Linked DNA regions of Mus musculus: region 2 is linked to region 1. Evidence: chromatin contacts called from ENCODE Hi-C data. All regions are on one chromosome and are shown on one strand. Each heading gives the region's core, a stretch centred on a gene start or an enhancer-like site at or near the end of the contact. The rest is flanking DNA. Distances are from core to core; before and after follow the strand shown. Region 1 holds the start of Prmt3 (protein arginine N-methyltransferase 3). Region 2 holds the start of Fancf (Fanconi anemia, complementation group F).

Region 1 (7,928 bases), core at 3,068-5,567:
ATTAGTTCGTGGCAGGCAAGCTCTCATCAGCTCAGCTACATACCCAGACCTGTGATTCATCTCTGTGAAAACTGACAGCCTGCTGAGGTCTTTAGAGATGAAGCCCTTATCCACAGAGGACAGATCTACAGTGGATGCCTAAAACTGAACCCACTATGAACCATGTTTTCCATCATAAAGTTTAATCAATATCCATCATAAAATGTCATCAATAAACCGAATACAGAAAAAGACTATCAGTTAACAACAAATATTAACAAGATGCTAGAGGAAGATGTATACGAAGGAGATGCTCAAGGAGACTGCTCTCCTTGAGCGTGGGCACTGTGGGGCTGCAATAGTCAATCCTGTAACTGCAACAAAAGGGTGAGCACACAGTGCAGACACACTGGAAAAGCCAGGAAGCACAGCCAGAAGGGACGACTGGCGCAACGCTTCCTCGCTCCTCCAGAACACGGCCAACTTAAAGCTTGCAAACTGCTTACTTTCAGAATCATCTACTCTTTTATCAACCACATGAAAACGGAAAGCAAATCACTGCTTGAGTGACGAAGGTCCATTTTCTTTGCTTCATTTGGTGTAACAAATGGCCTGAGGCTAGCTAAAGCAGATAGAGAAGGTTCGTCTCACCAAACTGAAGCAAAAGGTCATCTTCCAACACTGGCTTCAGGTACTCATCTTTTTCCCAAGGCACAGGGTTATATATGGAATTCATATATTCAACCGTAGGATTCTGGGCATGAAGATAAAGCACACTGTATTCATTGTTTGCAATGACAAAGCTCCCAAAAAAGGAGTGAGGAACTTAAGCAAAACAGAACTCAAATCTGCACAAAATGGTTGCACCTGTGTTTACCCGGCATTCTAAATGGCTACAGGGCATTCTTATACTCTCTGATGCCAGGAGAGTGACACCAGCTCAAACATTCATTTCAAAAGGACAAAGAACAAAACATTTGAAAAAAATAAACAATGTAGGATGGAGAAATGGCTGAGGGCCTAAGAGCATTGGCTATCCTTACAGAACAGCTGGGTTCAATTCCTAGCACCCACATGGGGGCTCACAACCAACCATCTTTAACCCAAGGTCCAGAGGATCCTGACGGCCTCTTTTGGCTTCTGCAGGCACCAGGCATTCAGGCAAAACATTCATATACATAAAATAAGATAGAGATTTAAAAGAGAATAAACTGTGGACATTTTTAAAAGCTCAAAGTTCCTGAATCAGACTAGAAATGATTTGATTTTACTGATAGTTTTCCTTTTATCTAATATTGCTTTCTGCATAGTACTGATCAGTTTAGTTAAACATGACAGGACTAAGCAGAGGGGACATGTCCACCTGGAGCGTCACACAGCACTCTTTTCTCAGGCCCACAATTCCCACAAGATGAAAAATGCCAAATTTGAAACAACAGCTCAAAATTTACTAAATAATCAGGACAGCGACAGTCTCTATGAACTCCAAAAATTTCTAAATAAAATTATTAGGTTTCCAACTTACCTTAAGTCTAATAAAATTTATTAGTTTAATGTATCCATAAAATTCAAGTCCTAAATAGGAGAAAAGACAATTCATTGATTTTAATACAATGTATTTGTTTTAACTCATCTGTAAATTTTCCTCCAATGATATATTTCCGACCTCTAAAGTATCACTTATTATTTGGAATTTTGCATTAAGAATTAGGAGCTGCAATTTTGTTACTTTTAAATATTTAAGCTGAGAATTAGCCACAGGTAACAGGTTTTGAAGTGTTTTGCATTTCATTAAAGAATTTATTTATTATCATGCATGTGGGGGGTACGCTATATGGGGGAGGGAGAGTGTGATGTGTATATGTAAGTGTGCTACCCTGCACAAGTGGAGGTCAAAGAATACTGGCTGTCTTCTTCCACCTCTGTGTGAGTTCTGGGATACAAACTCAGATTGTCAGAACTGTGGCAAAATGGGTGAGAGCACTTACACAGAAGGCATAAGGCCATGATTGCGATTCTCAGCACCACATAAAACACCAGGCAGAGGTGGCAGCCTTTTGTACTGTTAATGCTTGAGAGGCAGAAGCCAGGGATCATTCAAGAAAGCTGCTAGCTAGAGCAGCTGGGTCAGCGAGCTCCAGGTTCAAGTGAGAGGTCCTGCCTCAATGCACACAGTAGAGCACAACTGAGGAAGACAGCTAACATCAGCTGGGGGGAACTACACACAAAGGAAAGAAAGGGTCTGGAAAAAGGGTCAATCTAAACTTCACAAGCAAACCTGCCTTTATGCTAAGAGATACTCACCATGTTTATGGACCATACTATCAATATTAAATTGATGCTCCAACTTACAGTGTGAAAACGTTTCCTCAGCAGAGGCGAACAACCTGAAGAGACAAGCATAGAGTCTCCTGGAACAGTCTCAGAGGAGGTCAAAATACTGAATGTTAGCACTTCCTCCAGGCTCCACCCAACAGTTACCTAGCAACAGCCTACCCCCTCCCTTCCCCTCCATTCCTCTCCTCACCTTCCCTCTCTCTTTCTCCATTTACTCTCTCCCTCTCTCTCTTCCCTTGTGACCCTGGCTGGCCTTTCCTCCTCTTCCTCTCTCTTTCTGTCCTTCTCTGTCCCCCTCCCTCTGCCTCTACCCCCTTCCCCAGGGTCCCTAAACCTGTCCTTTGGCAGATTCCTCAGGGGGACTCCTCAGCAAGTCCCAAGAGGAGCTCCCTCCCTCTGGCGTTACACCACAACCGTTTTAGACAACACTGAATACCCCAAATTTACCCAGAGGCTTCTGGGTAATAAAGCTCTCTCTGATATATTTGGTTTCTCTCAAGTCACAAAAGTTCCCTAGTTGAGCCTCTTTCCCCTCCCTCTGAACCCAGCATAGTGTTTTTAGACACAAAGCACACAATTATACAGCTGGCACATTCCCAAAGTGCCAGATTTCAAGTGACCTTGGTAGTCCTACAGCACCTGCACTACAGCGTGAAGAATAACACTTCTTTTGTATGTAACCTCCAACACTGAAGGACACGAACGAATATACAGCAGAGACTCCGCACTTCACTTCTGTATGCCTAGCACACAGGCAACTCTCAATGTCTGCCAAGACAGGTCATCTGGATCATCCTCGCAGCCTATCACAGGGCACTGCACCACAGATGCTCAATAAATACAATAAATACGAGTGTGCAGTCATTCTCCTCTCCAATGAGGCGCCACCTAGGACCACTAATATGCCACCAGTCAGCACCAGGAACCGACACAGGGGGCGGGACCCAGCAGCGCTAGTCAACATCAATCACCCCTTTTTCAGCCAAGTCACTTCCATCTAAGATGCAGGATTTTAAGTGAAAAGAAGGTGTGTCCTAGGAATATAAACAGCAGCTTCGTGACCTTGAACAAGTTGGTGGCTCTGCAGCCTCATTTTCCCCTAAGTACAAAGAGCATCAGTTCCTCCCTCAATCATGGAAGTGAGCTAGTTCTGTCTAAATGGCTCAGTTGAATGTTACATGAGAAGAGAACGTCCTATTATAGGATGGTAGAAATGGAAGCGCGCTTCCAGTCTATGCGCTTTCAAAGTCTGGTATCCAAGGAACAGAATGAAAAACACCCAGCCTTCATGGAATCCCTAATTTAGGACTAAGGTGTGAAGTTCAGATTTTTTCTGGGTGTGTTTTCGAGAGGGTCTAGCTTGGTGACTCAAGGCTGGCCTGGGATTCCTGACCATTCTCCTGCCTCAGCCTCCAGAGTGATGGTATGCCAGGCCTGACTTAGTATGGGGGGTGGGGGGGGGGAATTAGAGTGAGGGGTGGGGTTGACTGGGCTGCAGAGGCAAACCCAGAGCGCGGTCCCCGGCTCCGCCCCCCCCGGACCACGTGAGCAGCCCCTTGTCAATCAACCGTCCCGCGCGGGCCGGAGCCTCGGGCCCGCCACGTGCTCGCTGGCGCTGCGGCGCGCCTTCCACACCGGCACGAACCTGTCACAGAACAGGCAGGGTGTGTGCTGCCGGCCGTGCGCGGGCTCAGTGTCCGCGTCCTCGTCCTCCCAGCCCGCGTCGTCTCCGCTGTCCGACAGTTCCAGGGGCTCCGGCCCCAGCTCGGCGCCACGGCCTGCAGAGCACACACGGTCAGCACCGAGACCCGCGCCCGCCCACCCGCGCCCCGCCGCCCTACGCGAGGGGGCACCCACCGTTCCCCGCCGCTAGCGAACACATGGCCGCCGACCAAGCGCGCGGCCGCACAGCGCGGCACCGGAGCCGGGAACGAGCGGCGCGGGTGCGCGGGAGCCCCCAAAGCGATCCACACGCGGAGCGTGAACCGTCCGGAGAGCGCTTCCGGGTCACGTGGGCGTAGGGGGCGGGGCACCGCTCTCCGGCTTGGACGCTTGCGCAACCGAGGCGCCGGCGCTTACAAGGTTGAGCACCGACTTATCGCAGCGCCCTCTGGCGGCAGAGATGGCCAATGCAGGCCAGGCTCGGAGGCTCTGGGGAAGACAAGAAAGCCCCTTAAATTAACCTGTATGCTGATGTATGTGGGTGTGCACTCAAGCCCCACACCCCTACTAGGGGTTAAAGTGATAAAGTGAGAACCATGGGCTTTACAAACACCCTAAGTTTGAACTCTATTTCTGAATGCTTGAATTCTAAGCATGAGCAGGTAACCTGCCTTCTCTTGGCCTCAGTTTCCTGACTGGTAAAGCACTCTCATGACTGCAGTAACCTGATGGTTATGGTAAGACTTACACGTGTGTGAAAAGTTTAGGCATTAACTTGAGCCTATACAATGGAAACAGGTGGACTGTGTGATATGTGCCAACAAATGCTCTCTGCCCTGCCTGTGGGGTTAGGGAGGATACCAGGGTTCCCGAGTCTCAGGCTGCCTCCTTTCTAATATTCCTAGTATCTAACAGTGGAGTTCCCTTAGGCAGGTGGGAAGCAGTAATTCTGGGTAGGTAAAGCCTCCAGGCTGCAGATGAGGCTGGACTCTGCATGGGGCATGTTTGAGGACATGGCCAGCTAGGCCTGCATAGTATAGTGTCAGACAGCTCAGTTCAACTTCCCACCATGCACACCCTCGAGCCAGTGTACTGCTGATCACTGAAGCTCTTTGGTGGGCAGTTCCTCTTCCCCTCTGTTGTGTTTTATAAAAAGATAAAGGGAGAAGGGATATGTTTTGGTGGAGGTGTAGTCAGGTGGGGGGGGGGGGGGAGTGGTGCCTCTGCGGGCCCATGCTGAGGCACCTCTTCCCCCTGAGGGCATGGTATAGTAATAGTATAGAATAGAGTTTATTCAGGGCATGGGGAGGGGAGTTAAGAAGGTAATAGAGACAGAAAAAGGCAGAGAGAGAGAGAGAGAGAGAGAGTAGCGGATTAGAGGAGTAGAGGCCAGCCATGAGCACGTGGAGAGAGAGGGGGGAGGGAATGGGGAGAGAGGGGGGCAGGAGCCAGAAGGCAAGAGGACTCAGAGGGGACAAGCAGCCCCTTTTGTAGTGACTCAGGCATACCTAGCCAGGTAACAGGGGGGGGGGTGCTAACACCCTCCCCCAACAGGATTTTGCTCACATCATAATTTTTTAAAATATTTTTGAGAATATCACACAGTGTCTCTTGATCATATGCCTCCCACTCCTCCTCTTAATTCCTCTCAGATCCATCCACTCCCATGGCCCTACCCCTCACCTTTATATCCTTTTAAAAAACAATAACATGGATTCCAGTTTCTGGGGTCCATATACTCTGGGTTGGGGGACAACCACAGGAGTGTGGTCAACCTACCAGAGGTCACAGCCTTAAAGAAAACTCCCTCTCTGAGAAACATCCACTGTCATAGCTCCTCAGGAGTGGGTACTCAAGAATCCCCAGCCACGCCATGTTAGAATGCTGACTGGCTTCTCTCGTGCAGGCAACCCCAGCTGCTAGCTTTACGAGTGGTCCTGGTATGTGCAGAAGACGGTTTCCCTCCAGTCCTCCCAACCTCTTACAGCCTGCCTACCCCTTGTGAAGGTTTGAATAAGTATGGTCCTCCCCACAGAATCATATGTTTGAACGCTTGGCCCATGGAGAGTGGCACTATTAGGAGGTACGGCCTTGTTGGAGTATGTGTGGCCTTGTTAGAGGAAGTGTGTCATTGTGGAAGCAGGCTTTGAGGTCTCCTATGCTCAAACTCCACACAATGTGGAACTCAGTCCCCTTCTACTGCCTTTGGATCAAAATGTAGAACTCTCAGCTCCTCCAGGACCATGTCTGCCTGCACAATGCCATGTTTCCCACCATGATCATAGACTAAACCTCTGAAACTATAAGCCAGCCCCAATTACATGTTTTCCATTATAAAAGTTGTCTTGGTCATAGTGGTCTCTTCACAACAATAAAACCCTAACTAAGATGCCCCCCTTCCCAGTCACATCAACCATTTCTAAAAACAGGTTGTGTTACTCTGGGAACAGCCCAGGTCTTCCTTATTGTCTATTACTGTCTATTATCTTCTCCACCTCCTCTCCCTCCTCTTCCTCTCTTTTTCTCTTTCCCAAATACCCCATTCCATGGTCTGGCTCACAGAAGAGGACAGGGTCCATCACATCACCTTCTGAAGCTCTCTGACATCCTAGGACATTGCCAGATATCTGCTGGCCCTCTTGGCTAGCAGACTGCTCAATGACTTATCACCACCTTGATAGGAGCACCTGCTGAACAAATGAATGAATGTACAGCCTTTCTTTATCTGGGCCCATCCGACTCTCTCTCTGCATAAACTTCTCTCTCCAGCAAGCCACATTTTTCTCTGTTGAAGGAACCTGCTGAACCATAGTGGTGCCCAAATGTTGATGGTGACAGTAATTAATGCCAGTCTAGAGGCCCAGAACCTTCTGTGAGGCTGACATCTCGCTACAGTACAGGGCTTGGGTATGGGCTATTTTCTCTCCTACTCATGAAGATAGATCCTTCCAACATCACTCTACTCTGTTATTGAGATCTGACTGTAGACTTACTCGCTCCTGAATGTTTGATGCGCAGAAACAGTAGAGAGTAACTTAAAACTGGCCACTGAGTCTAGCCGTCTCCAGAGCCCACAAGGCTCAGTGTATTCTTATGGGTATCCCCAAAGGCTGCTTCCCTTCTCTTCTCAAAGCCCAAGACTGTTATGATGGGAACACATCCAGCTCCTCCAAGCCCAGCCATGAGGGAACCCACCAGCAGGAAGAAAACTTCTACTTTTGAGATGGGGTTTTACTATGTAGTCCTGGAAGACCTTGATCCTTGCGCCTCAGCCTCCCTGGTGCTAGGATTACAGGCAGGCATCCAGCTCTGTCTCCTTGAAGCTCACTTGCCAAGATCCCAGACTGCTCTAGAAGAGTTGACATTGACAATGTCTGCTGTCTTCCAGGAATACAAACCCATACTACAGGGAACGGTATTCACTCAGCAGTGTCCACCAAAAGTTGAAATGTAATCAGGACAATAGACAGTCATTGAAGTCAAGTGACTTAGATCCCCCAGCACAGAAGCTGCACCTGTCCCATGATGTAACTGGCACAATGTGCTCCTCTGGGCACTGCCCCTTCCCTCTGTTTTCCTTTCCTGCCTGTTTAATGTGTATCATCGAAAGAAGGCTGGAAACATAGCTCCATTGGTAGACTTCTTACCTAGCATGCATAAAGCCTTGGGTTCAATCCCAGCACTACAGAAACCAGGCATGATGGGGCAAATTTATAATCCCAACACTTGGGAGGTAGAGGAAGAAGAATCGCAAGTTCAAGGTCATCTTGGATTGCTTATTGAATTTGAGGCCAGCCTGGGCTACCTAAGACCCTTTCCCAAAACAAAAGACTAGAAAAGCGCACCACACTGAGTCTTTCACAGTCTAGTGTCCAGGAATTTTAGATTAACCAGCATTTGCAATTGAAAGGAGCCTGGATCAAGAGAGAAACACAAGAATTTAAGTTTTA
Region 2 (7,928 bases), core at 3,626-6,125, 2.1 Mb before region 1:
GGGATGGAGATGCTCTGGATTCTACAGGAAAAAGCAGCAGAAACATGTGCAGATTTGTTAGAGATCGACATGGGGACTTTAAAAATGGCCATATTCAGTATGCTCTTCAAAAGAATAAAATCTAAGAAAAAACTAAGCTATACAATCATTTTGCTTCAAACACTTTTCTCTCCCTTCACAGGGGCCATCTCCTGTAAATGTGACTGGATATTTTCTGCAGCATCCTAAGAATTATTTTCCCTTTTTATTTTAAACATTTATTTTACTTTTTTGAGGTCATCCCTCCTACTAAAATGTTGATAATTAACAAAGAAACAATGCTATGAAAATGTTACCCTCCAGTTAAATGTATTTGCAATATTGCAAACTTTATTTTAATCACTTTTTGCTGGTATTTTGAAATACCAGGAATCTCGTGTGAGAACATTCCTTGACATTAATGCTCTTAGCAGAGCAGCCCAATCTCATAACCCAGATGAGGTCTGGAAGTAATTAAATACAACAGCTTTTGTGGCAATTTCTCACTATATTTGCTACTTTGTAAGACACTAATTAGAAAAATTAGTTTCATCTATCATTACGAAAGGGGAATTAAAGTGAGTTTATATATGTACACACTTTTCAATTTCTATTTGCTTAGCATACACAGACACACACACACACACACAGACACACACACACAAATCTCTTAGGACATTTTGCATTATATGTCTGGAACTTTCAGCCATCCAGAAAAAAAAGAAGGCTGAGAAATAATGAAAAAAATGTGCCTAAAGAATCCACATAAAAGTTTTGGGAGACTTGAAAATGGGAACAGCAGACACTTAAAAGTTATTGAACCAGAAACAAAAACTCCTTCCTGGCAGGTGCTCATACATCAACATACAAAAATGAAGGCATGCAAACAGTGTCATATATCTACATGAAAGCTATCTTCTAATTCAAAATAAAACAGCTCATTTCCTTTCTTACTGAAGGGGGAAAACAAAAGAAGGGGAAGGGAGGGGAAGGGAGAAGAACAGAGGGGAGGGGAGGGGAGGGGAGGGGAGGGGAGGGGAGGGGAGGGGAGAAAGGGAGAAAGGGAGAAAGGGAGAAAGGGAGAAAAGGGGAGAAAAAGGGAGAAAGGGGGAGAAAAAGGAGGGAAAGGGGAGAAAAGGAGAGAAAGGGGGAGAAAAGGAAGAAAAAGGGAGAAAGGAAGAAAAGAAAGAAAAGAAAGAAGAAAGGAAGCAAAGAAGGAAGGAAAGAGAAAGAAAGAAAAGAAAGTCAGACAAACAGACAAGTTATTAATTATAAAAGAAATAATTATAAACTGCAGAAGGTATTTTAAAGTCTTCACCATCCGGGCCCCTGTTCCGACACCTCCACCATGCCACACTGTTAACAGAATGCTTTGTTCACCTCTAGTTAATTACATTATGGGATGATTTCACATCACCTGTCATATACTTGCTGTAATGATGACTTCTGTCACAGACTGGCAGCTCATATGTCAATGTTAGGTATTTCAGAATACATTCATTAAAGTACTCATCACTAGCTAGATGAATGTGGAGGGAAAATGTTATGACTCATGAACTCACATGACTTATAAAAATGACTGAGAATTTGAGCAATTGACTCTGTTGAGGTCTTGTCAGAAAATAAGGGCAGACTCATGAGAGGTTTTGAACATAAACAAACAGAAGAACATGTATAAAATCTGGGCAAGGCAAAAGCAGTCAGTAAGTATGACCCCACATGCAGGAAGTCCAGAGGGCTGCTAGGGGGAACATCGTGCAGAACAGATGCAGAAAGAAGATGCCTCAGCCTTAGAAGACAGAGCCTGCCTTTGGTCCCCCTGCTTGTTTGCTAAGGCCTCATACTGATTACTTCAGCAGAAAATCAAAGGGCAAGGGCAAGGAGCTAACATGATGATGAGCTATCCTCTGCTCAGGACAGTGGGGAAAGAGAAGAAAACACATTAATGAAGGAGAGGGCAAGTGGATAATTTTCCCCCTTTCTATTTACAAAAGCCTAGGTCAGATAATAGGAAACACAATGCACTTTCCATTACCATGCAGTGTGGCTTCTGGCTTGTGTTTGAGCAATGTTTCCAGTCTTTTCACATCCAGGCAAAAGATACTCCAGTAAAGAACATTTGAGAGGCACATATAAAACGCTAGGTTTAAAGGGAAAAAACCGCTCTCACTGGTCCGATTACTACTGCAACATTTACTTTCCTGTTGCTGTAACAAGATACCATGACCAACACACCCTTGTCTATGGTTTCAGACGGATAGAATCCATCATAGCAAGGGCTACTTTAGCTACGTACATTTAAATTAAATAAATTTGAAAAACCCCACAAGATTGACAAAAGCAATTAGAAATATATAAGGTATTTATAAGCAGATTCAGATTAAGGACTGTTCAACGTTTCTTCCTGACAAAGAAACTCTCTCATAAGCATGCCTGGTGTTCAGCTTAGACTAATTACTGACTTTAGAGTAAGATTTTTTTTTCTGAATACTGTAGGCCTTAATGACTATAGTGAATTCCTCTGGCCACTTCTGAACTTATTTTATTTAGTAGAGGATGTTATATAGAGAGGCTTACAGCTGGATTCCTAGACTAGTTAGTAAATTAAGACAGGGTTTCATTAACTGGTTCAGTTAACATTTTCTGGCCCTGAGGGTGGAGCTGACTGCTATCCCAAAGTACAAGTTAACTTTTTGATGCTATGATAAAACATCATGACCAAGGCAACTTATAGCAGGTTTTATTTATGCTTACGGTTGAGGGTTCTAGGAGAGCAAGAGTCCATCACAGCAGGGGCTGGGCAAGGCAGCAGAGGAAGGAAGCTAAGAGTTGGCATGCTCACCTGCAAACATGAAACAGAAAAGGATGAAACTGGAAGTAGTTGATGTTCTAAGCTCTCGAAGCCTAACCTAAGGCCACACCTTCTCAAACAGTGTTACCAACTAGGGTATTCAAACACCAAAGCCAATGGAGGACATCTTACTGAAAACACCACAGAGTACATATTGAAAGTCAGCAACAAAAACCTACCCCAGTATGTCACATATATGGCTTCCATCTTCTCTAGAGTCCTGAGGGAAGCTCTTGGTGAAAGTATCTTATGTTAGTTGTTTATGTTGCTCATTCCTGTGTTTGAATGAAATGCTATTTTAATAAAAGTTTGCTAACACTGGGCTTCCATTTTCTGTTCTTATTTACTACATATTGGGGATTTGCAGAGTGTGACCAGCAGGTGGAAGGTTGATCCTGGCATTCTCAGCATACAGTATTCACATATTACACTGACATTTTAACTTGTGTGATTCCTCTCACGTGATTTTCCACTATCCTCTGATGGTGCAAGTATTTGTGCAGCCTAAATCAAAGATCAGTCCATATAGCCTTTCAGTGCTCTCCTATCCATTTCCAATTGGTCTTTAAAATCACCATACCTGGCACTTTAAAATTACACAAAATCTGATTTGAATTACACTTACATGGGTTGGGAATCCTCCCAATGTCTGCCTCAAGTGCATAGGTTTCTTGAAATTAAAGTGTTTATCATCTTTCAGCCTCTACATAGATTGTTCCAAATTAAATGGAAAACTGGTTCGAAATCCAAAGTGCATTCTTCTGATGGGAAACTGTCGGAGGGATGCATAGCTACTTAATAAAAGATGGCTACTGTGAAACAAATAATTACTCACTGTGGTACTGAGATTTAACATAATATTGGTTTTGAAAAGGTGAGCACTGGTGAAGTTTCTCTGAACTGTCCCAGCCACTTGGAAATGAAGCTGTTTTGGACTTCTTTCTCACCCTGGATTAGATCTGGTTTTCACTCTGGTGGCTTAAGACTTATTAACGGTTCCCATGGCCTTGAAGCATTTCCAGGTGTATTCTTTGGGCATTCAGTTGAAAGGAAGGTTTAATGGGGCTTTCCCTAACATCTAAGATCTAGTGACTCTTATTTTTGTCTACCGCATTATGAAGTTGAAGTCTCTCTAAGGAACATTAGTGTTTCCTGTGGGACAGGGAAGCTTTAACTACATTTATCTCAACTGCGCCAGTCCTGTCCTTCACTGGCTATCACATCACGTGACTTAGTATTTAGTAAGTGGATGAACCAGTGACCTCTGTAATTCCTAATAGCTACCACCTGAAACTTTAAAACCCATCACACAGACTAAAATAAAATCACAAGGCCAAACACTATAGTCTGGGCTAATGGCTAAAAACTAAACAAAACTGGCTTAACTATATGTTCTGATAAGAATGCCCAGAACTATTCAGAGTCTAGCATAAATGTGTAGATTAATTTTGAGCTTAAACTTTCATTTATTGCATGGCTAGTAAGCCTCAGGATAGTGCTGCCAGTCACTAGGTTAGTCGAGGCAGGACTGCAAACTGAAAGGCTGCTTGCACAATTCAGTGATAGGTTTCCTCAGAATCAGTAAACAATATAAATAAGGAAAAAGGAAAAAAGCCCGGGAACTCACAGCACAGCGTGTGAGGGTCCTGGTTCCACAAGTACCAGGGAAACGGGCCATTTAAGAGCTTTGAGTTCGCAAGCAGATCACATCCGCACTGCTAATAATGATGAACATGGGTCCCCTTTCGGGGAAGCGCCTAAATGTCTACCACTGGCATTTTTAAAACAAAAGAGCACATAAAATCCTAGCGCTCAAACTCGCACTCACGCGTCCTCTCCCAGACCCAGAGTAAAAGCTTGGGACTTTGCCCTAGTTCATTTTCAGCGCCAATGTGCCCCGGAAACCATGGTGCGAGACTGACACGGCCGTCGTCCAATGGCACAGCACGCTGAGGCGGGCGCTCACGCTCATGTCCAATCGGCTCGCGCCTCGGGATGTCAGGGCGGAAGCGGCCGCCATGGAGCCGCTTGTGCAGCAAACCGAGCGATTCTCCGAGCTGTTGGCCGTGTCGTGTGGGTCGCTGGTGAGCACGTGGGACGCCGAAAAGGTGCGCAGGGCGCTGCAGTGGGCGCGTTATCTGCTCCACGTGTACCGACGCTTCGCGGGCCGCGGCCGCGTGCGGGAGGCGCTCGAGAGGCGGCTCCCCGCGCGGGGAGGGCCGCTCGGGCTGCGCAGCTTCGCGGCGCTGGAGTCCGGGGACGCGCGGCTCGCCCTCCGCCTGCTGCGGAACCGCGCGCTCGCGCCCGCCGCCGCCCGCGCGCTGCCGAGCTTGCTGTTCCCGGGCCCCGCCGCGGACCACCGAGACGACGTGCCGCAGTCGCGCCTGGTCCTCCTGGCGCGCCGCGGAAGCGCGCTGCGCCTGCTGTGCCGCCTCGGCGGGGACGCGCCCAGGAGCGCGCTGCTGCGCACGCACGCGGAGCTGCTGGACGCGCGCCTGCACGAGCTGGGCGGGGCCGACTCCGCGGCCGCGCGCAAACTCCTGGACACGTTGTGGACGCGCGGGCCGCGGGAGCACGTGCTCGACGTGACTGCCGAAGCGCTGCTGCTACGCGAGGAAGACCCGGAGCCAGCCCAGGCCACGGACCCTGCGGGTGCGGATGAGACACAGAAACTACTGCGCTGGCTTCTCGAAAGTCCCGAGGTATTGGCCGCTTTTTGCCGCCATCTGCCAGCCAAGCGCCTGGCCTCCGTGGCGGGCTGCCACCACGCACTGTCTCGCGCCTACCTGGACCTGCTCACAACGTGGGCCACGCGGCTGCACTATGATCTGCAAAAGGGTGCCTGGGTCCCTACACAGATGGAGGACATGCCCTGGGAAGAGCTGTGCCTAAGGCTGCAGAGCTTGTGCCATGCCCAGCCATTTCTGCAGGAAGAGGTGCTGGTGACCCTAAGGTCCCGCAAAGCCTTGGATGGAGATTTCGAGGTTCCTGGGATGAGCATCTGGACAGACCTCCTGGTGGTGCTTGAGTGTGGGATCGTGCTAGAGTAGATTCTCAGTTCCCAGGCTGGGCATCTGGACAGACCCTGTCCCATAGAGGGAATAACAAGCATACTTCTCACCAAAGCCTCTATGCACAGCATCCTGCTACTTCTTGACTATGCAGTTTACAAATTGTCAGTGTTCTCCCCAATTCCCTATATACATGCTCCCAAAACCTAATTATTCAGGGGCCAATTTTAAATGGTTCATAATATAAATATATATAATATGCACAATATCTATAAATTTATATATTATATAATATGTATTATATAGAGATTGTTTTTGTTCTGGTAATGGACCCAGGACCCTGCCTATGTTAGTGTTCACCACTGAGCTACATCATTAATCGTGAAAGAATTCTTAAAGCCATCGAATTTTCAGCTTGTTTCGTATAAAGCTAATTTGTAAGAATACTAAAACTAGATTCACCCTAAAAAGAAAAGGCAGCTTTACGTTTTCCAAGAAGGGTACTTTTGTATGATTTACTTGGTTCCTAACACTCTTCAGTAGTACAAAGTTTTATTCAACCAGCAACATGTGGTAGCATCATGTTAACTTCAAAGCTGACTGGGCTAGAGTTAGAGCCCTAAACTTGCTTTCTTTTACCTGTTTACCAACCTATGTGTGCATTAAAATTGCATTGCTCAGAAAATTTTGTTCTTTGTACAAGTCACTACTCTGAAATTCAAAATAACAGCAAATAGTTTAAAGCATTTCTTGAGTACCCACTTAAGTGTTTAGAGCACAGTAAGTGTAAACATACCCCTTTGGGTTATATGATGAAGGGATCTAGTAAGTTAAGAGAATCGAGACCACTTCTGCCATTTATCAAGTTAATAGCCCTAACCTGGGGTCATCAGGTGTTTAAATGTCTGATTCTGGTTTTCCTCATGTTTGCTGGATGGAGACTATTTTGAGTATTCTCTGACTAAGAACCCAACTTTATTCTAGGGAGGCAGAGGCAGGCACATCTCTGAGTTCAAGACCAACCTAGTCTACAAAGCAAGTTCCAGGACAGCCAGGGCTACACAAAGAGAAAAGCTGTCTCAAAAAAACAAAACAACTTTGTCTGCTCAAGTGTTTTAAACTTAATAATAAATGCTTTTGTTAATAATTTGCTAAGTAAATTTCCAGGGTTCAACACACTTTCTCCATGGTAAATGCCCATAACTCACAAAATTAATTTCTAATTTTAGAAATAGAGCAAAAGGACATATAGTGCAAAATTTTGATTCTGATTTAGGACACAAGTCTAAACAACGAATACAGTTATCTGAAGAGAGCAGTATCATTTCTTTTGCTCCTGTGATCAAATCCCTTTTTCTAGCCCTGATCTGTGTGAACCGTCTTTCACATCTGCTGTATTCTGACTTGGATTCTTTGTGCAGTTATACACGAGCGACAGCTGGGTCTTGCTGTCTTGCTTCTGTTTTGTTGTTTTAGGGTCTCACTCTAACCCAGGTTGATCTGGAACTCCCTGTCTGCCCAGGCCAGCCTCAGACTCGTAGGGGATCCTCCTTCCTCGGGTTCCTAAATGGTGAGATTTTAGGTATGAGCTGGCACGTACAGCTAACTTCTGTGGTTCAGCTTCGGTGGTTTGAAGTTTTAATCCCGATGCCTTTCACAGCTCATTTTCTGCTGTTTTACTTTTGTTTGCTTGAAGCCAAACCAACGTTTCGTATAGTAAAGGACATCTTTTCCTTAAACTTTTATCACTTCCATTTCAGTGAGTTTGTGAGTTCTGTGGTTGTGTTTCTGTTCATTTACTTAGTAGATTTTGTTTATCTTGTTTTGTTTTTAGGATTCTTTGGGGAAATATCTCATGGTGAGAAACATCTTAATGAGTATCTGCAAAAGTCCATCTGGTTCGTGTGTGAAGGTGGTTTTGCTTTGTGCATGATTTTCCGTTATCATTCAGGAGTGTCAGTTCACTTGTCTCCTTTTCCTTGTTGAGAAAGAAGGGCCTCCTTGCACTGCAGTGCCTTTGTAAGTGGTCTTGTTCCTATCTTCAAGTG

Evidence for each region. Hi-C counts contacts between places; a loop is a spot of excess contacts on that map.
Region 2: a map of left cerebral cortex shows a loop between it and region 1 (7-fold over the local background). The contact joins the promoter of Fancf here to the promoter of Prmt3 in region 1. A Hi-C loop is called at or near these places in 2 of 37 maps with a recorded cell type or tissue (T-helper 17 cell and left cerebral cortex).

Annotation. Positions count from the first base shown.
Region 1 is chr7:49,774,747-49,782,674 of GRCm38, reverse strand. It overlaps Prmt3 (protein arginine N-methyltransferase 3), which reads right to left and starts at 4,317. Exons shown (of 16, transcript NM_133740.2): 1 at 4,174-4,317; 2 at 3,962-4,094; 3 at 2,284-2,366; 4 at 1,505-1,554; 5 at 631-733. The coding sequence starts at 4,198.
Region 2 is chr7:51,859,214-51,867,141 of GRCm38, reverse strand. Fancf (Fanconi anemia, complementation group F) reads left to right here and starts at 4,875. Exons shown (of 1, transcript NM_001115087.1): 1 at 4,875-6,565. The coding sequence starts at 4,888. The coding sequence ends at 5,919. It also overlaps a transcript of Gas2 not described here.